Linked DNA regions of Homo sapiens: region 2 is linked to region 1. Evidence: chromatin loops called from intact Hi-C (ENCODE). Cell type or tissue: heart right ventricle. All regions are shown on one strand.

The links. A loop is a pair of places that touch in the nucleus more often than their neighbours do. Peaks named below come from ENCODE experiments on the same cell type or tissue, not always from the same donor. Only the 100,000 strongest peaks of a DNase experiment are listed, where the experiment ranks them.
Region 2: it touches region 1 in a loop (2.0-fold over the local background); 44 of 110 quality-filtered maps call a loop at or near these places.

What each region holds. Positions count from the first base shown.
Region 1 is chr4:150,078,243-150,080,742 of GRCh38, forward strand. It overlaps DCLK2 (doublecortin like kinase 2), which reads left to right and starts at 203. Exons shown (of 16, transcript NM_001040260.4): 1 at 203-1,206. The coding sequence starts at 786. In heart right ventricle, a CTCF peak has its summit at 1,219; DNase peaks (open chromatin) are centred at 129, 569 and 989; H3K4me3 peaks cover 2,472 bases; H3K27ac peaks cover 1,996 bases.
Region 2 is chr4:150,208,481-150,210,980 of GRCh38, forward strand. All of the region lies in intron 5 of DCLK2 (doublecortin like kinase 2), which reads left to right. It also overlaps the pseudogene RNU7-194P. Among named protein-coding and RNA genes, the nearest start is that of DCLK2, 130 kb to the left of the region's middle. In heart right ventricle, CTCF peaks have their summits at 1,108 (motif pointing left) and 1,309; a DNase peak (open chromatin) is centred at 1,111.

The DNA.
Region 1 (2,500 bases):
CGCCCCCTCCTCCGCCCCCTCCTCCCCTTCTCCGCGGTTTGGCATCCCCGGGGCCGGGAAGCCTCCTCCAGCGCTGACAGCCTGTCGGCGGCGGAGGGAGGCCAGAGCGCGGATGCTTGCCAGTGGGCCGGGCCTGACCGCTGCGTGGGAGGCGGGCTGCATTATTTCCCGCTAGGGCCGCGCTCCAGGGAAGGAAGGGGCCAGACACGGCCCTCTCAGCCCCGAACGGCGCGCGCTGCCCGGCGGGCGGGATCCGGGCGCGGCCGAGGCGGCGGCGCTGCACCCCGGGCCTGGGCCCGCGCGACTCCCCCGGGGGCCTCTCCCACGCTCCGCGCCCCGCCCCACCCTTCCTTCCTTCCTCCCCTCGGCGCTCCCGGGAGCGCTCGGCAGACGCCCGAGCTTTGTGGGCGCCCGCGGGCCCAGCGCGAGCCTCGGGCGGCCCAACTTTGCCTCTCCCGGTCGGCTCCCGAGCGGGACTTGTGAGGCGTGGCCGGGTGGAGGAGGCGCTTGCGGGGGCGTGGGGCTCCCCGGCAGGCGGGAGGCACGGAGCAAGTCGCACTGGACAATGACCTGGGCAGCTCGGCGCTGCGGACACTTTTAGCTGAGGGCGCGGGCGGGTCGGCTCCTCCGCGGCTCCTCGGCCCCACCTGCGCGGAGAGGGCGGGATGCCAGAGCCAGGTGTCCCGGCGCGTTAAGGGCCCTCGCAGTCAGACGTCCCTGCACCGGCGCTCGCACCCTTAGTCGGCCCGGAACGTCTTTTTGCGGACGCCCTCGGAGCAGCCGCGATGGCCAGCACCAGGAGTATCGAGCTGGAGCACTTTGAGGAACGGGACAAAAGGCCGCGGCCGGGGTCGCGGAGAGGGGCCCCCAGCTCCTCCGGGGGCAGCAGCAGCTCGGGCCCCAAGGGGAACGGGCTCATCCCCAGTCCGGCGCACAGTGCCCACTGCAGCTTCTACCGCACGCGGACCCTGCAGGCCCTCAGCTCGGAGAAGAAGGCCAAGAAGGCGCGCTTCTACCGGAACGGGGACCGCTACTTCAAGGGCCTGGTGTTTGCCATCTCCAGCGACCGCTTCCGGTCCTTCGATGCGCTCCTCATAGAGCTCACCCGCTCCCTGTCGGACAACGTGAACCTGCCCCAGGGTGTCCGCACTATCTACACCATCGACGGCAGCCGGAAGGTCACCAGCCTGGACGAGCTGCTGGAAGGTAGGAGGGGAGGGCGCCGCACGGCAGGTGCGGCGGAGCGCCGGCAGGTGCAGTGGGCGTGAGCCGGCGCAGCGGGGAGCCCGCGGGGTGCTTTCCAAGCCGCACGGGAATTGATGCTTCTGTCTGCTTCTCTAGAGATTGGCTGGGGGTGGGGGCCGGTGGGGTGCCCACATACACACTGACTTTCCTTCCCAAGAGGTTTGTCTCTTAAAGAAGGAAAAAATTTCCTGATGGTCAGGCCAATTTAGGCACTGGTGGCATCTCCTAAGATTGTTGAACTTATTTGTATTGAAGTGCAAACTGTTTGAGAAAATGGTTCTCCCATGGGGAGCTGGGTAATCCCCTACTAATAAGCTCTGTTGGACCCTCGGTGTGGACCCTGGTGCAGGCTCCTGTCATGTTCCAGTATTCGGGGTCCTGTTGTGACTGCTGTCAGAAGCTGTGGTTGTGAAATGCTCTAGGTTGGCTTTCCTAGTTTGCCTTGCAGCAGAAGTTACTTGAGGTGAAGAGGGATGATCCTAGACAGCAGGTCTCAACCTTGGCTTCATCTTGGATCACACTGGGGACTTCGAAAAATATGGGACCCTGATCCCCCAACCCCCAGATATCCTGATTAAATTGGTTGGGTTTGGGGTGTGGGTTAGGCGTCTGGAGTCTCAAAAGCCCCCCCCCCAGGTGATTCTAATGTGGGACCCTGGTTAACAATCACCGTGCTAAAGGGTTTTCCACATTTGGTTGGAAAAAAGGTAAATCAAGGTCAATCTCTCCAGCCTTATCCTCTAATAAGAGTACCTAATTAGAATGATAGAGGCCATTGGATTCAGCAGTGGGGACTTATTAAAAATTAGTAATTCTGCTGTGTCAACCATGCCTCGGTCAAAGAGACTGCTTGGCTGGATGTTGGGTCATCCTTGAATTCCTGCAATACGTATGCCTCATCCTTTTCAGGTAGAAAAGGCATTATCAGTGGTTAAGAACCTGTTTCCAGTTCTAAATAACATCCAGAAAGACCAGGCAGAACCCAGGTATGTGCTGACTGCGTGTTTACATACAGTCCGCTCTTGTGCATCTTTCTTAATGCAAATGGCACATTCCATGTAGTCATAGCAATAGCTTGGCAGGGAGAGGAAGCTGAACATCAAGCCAGATGTTTTTCTTATATTATCTCAGCATGCTTTTCTGTCCTGAAGGCATTATCCCCATTTTATAGATGAGGAAACTTAGGCAGCATGCCTTGCCTCACAGTGCCTGCAGCATATACTTTCTCGTCTACGATTCACCTCTGCTGAGCTAA
Region 2 (2,500 bases), 130 kb after region 1:
GCGTGATCTTGGCTCACTGCAACCTCTGCCTCCCAGGTTCAAGTGATTCTCTTGTCTCAGCCTTCTGAGTAACACATTTGCTCCACAGGAAAAAGGGTTGAGAGATTGGGAGGGGAATAGGGAGGGGGAGGTGTGGGAAAAAGAGAGAGGAAATCCTGGGGTTAGGGAGGAGGCTGGGTGAAGAGGGGTGGAAAGACAGAGAAAAATACCTGGTGACAACTTTTCCTGAGAGGCTTGGGGGAAAAGTTTGCTAATAGGTATCTAATGGGAGCTCCTTGAAAGTGAAACTGTCCACACTGTGCCCATTATTTCCACCTAACCCCATAAAGCTTTAGTACAATAACAGAGTTCACAATAGTTTAGCGTTTTTGGTTTTCTTTGGAAGACAGTACTCAGTGGAGCTGAGTATTGTCAAGATGGGTATAGATTGGAATTAGCATATCCAGATTCAGCAGATACATGGGTTACAAGGATGTGGGATGATGTTCTGTGGTGGGCCTGTGATGGAAGTCACCCTGTGGGTATGGTGGCATAGCTGGGTGTTGAGCCCATGCTCATAAACACTACCAGCCCCAAGGACACAGTGGGAAAGCAAGATCAGTCTTCTTAAACAAATGATTGGAAACAACATGATCAGACCAAAAATTTGTAAAATTAGTTATTAAAGGCTAACGCCATCCAGCAGGTCCCTGTTAGGCCTCTTCCCCAGAACCTAGCTCCTAGGTATTAGAACTTGGCTTTGCTTCTGTTTGGACTTAGGGAATCTGACTTTCCTGAAGGTCAGGGCTGCTCCTGGTGATGGTCACCTAGGGAGGAGGCATTTCTGCAGGCCACACACAGCCTCTCTCACCTCAGTGGCCCCAGGCTGCCTCCCACAGCCAGGAACATGGGGAGCCCTGGGGCTTCTGAAATAAAGACAATTCATGCCAAGTTGTACTATGCCTTTGTTACGAGGCTACAGATCTCCTCGAGACTCTGGTTTATTTTCCTTTTGTCCTCTAATTCTTAAGTTTTTTTGTGATTATTCCGAGCTATTCTAGTTAAGCTAAGGGTAACCAGGATAAAAGTCTTGGTCTGCTTTGGCCAGATTATTAAGGTGGGAATGGTGCCCCCTGGTGTGCAGCTACACAGAGGACCTGGAGGAAGAAGGAGACCTGAGCTCCCTCCCTCCTCTGCTGCCTCCTCCATTTGGAAACAGACACAGGATGGTGATCAAAAGCACGTGAAATGTAACAGCCCTTTTAGAATTTGTCTAGCAGGGTTTCTGGTGGTACCAGCAGACTCCACACAGGTAAATCTATTACAACATTTAGGGCCAGGTGCGGTGGCTCATGCCTGTGATCCCAGCACTTTGGGAGGCCAAGGTGGGTGGATCACGAGTTCAGGGGTTCAAGACCAGCCTGGCCAACAATGGTGAAACCCCATCTCTACTAAAAATACAAAAATTAGCCAGGCGTGGTGGCAGGTGCCTGTAATCCCAGCTACTCGGGAGGCTGAAGCAGGAGAATCCCTTGAACCCTGGAGGCAGAGGTTGCAATGAGCCGAGATCCTGCCACTTCATTCCAGCCTGGGCTACAGGGCAAGACTCTGACTTAAAATTAAAAATGGAAAAAAAGCACATGAAGTCCAAGTGCCTGGGTTTGATCTTGGCATGGCCACTCTTAAGCTGTTTTACCTTGGATAAGTCACATCACCCCTATCTGTGGAAAAAGGGATTAATAGGACCTACCGCACAGGATTGAGATTGATTAAATATGGAGAAAGCAGTTAGGGTAGCCTTGTTATTCTTTCTTACCGTAAACCTTGGCATTTCCAGGTTCCATTTTCACGTGAAGGCAGTTTTACTTGCAAAAAACTAACATGCAGTAGCGTACAAGGGGGAAAGAGAAGGTGAGAGAAGTCAGACTCCAGATTTTATTACCTCCTCTGCTTTTCTATCACCAACTTTTCCTCTCAACTCTCCCTTCACCTCTGCTTTCCTGCCCTCTTCACATACTCCAACCCTATCAATAATCTATAAATGACTCTACTAGGAACAGATTATCCCACCTGGGAGGCTGAGGCAGGAGAATTGCTTGAATCTGGGAGGCGGAGGTTGCATTGAGCTGAGATCGCACCACTGCACTCCAGCTTGGGCAACAGAGCGAGCCTCTGTCTCCAGGAAAAAAAGAAAAAAGGTTATTCTGGCAAGGCACAGTCGCTCACGCCTTTAATCCTAGCACTTTGGGAGGCCGAGGTGGGTGGATCACCTGAGGTCAGGAGTTTGAGACCAGCCTGGCCAAAATGGTGAAACCCTATCTCTACTAAAAATAGAAAAACTTGCTGGGTGTGGTGGCATGTGCCCATAGTCCCAGCTACCTGGGAGGCTGAGGCAGGAGAATCACTTGAACCCAGGAGGCAGAGGTTGCAGTGAGCGGAGATTGCGCCATTGCACTCCAGCCTGGGTGACAAGAGCAAGACTCTGTCTCAAAAAAAAAAAAAAAGAAAGAAAGAAAAAGGT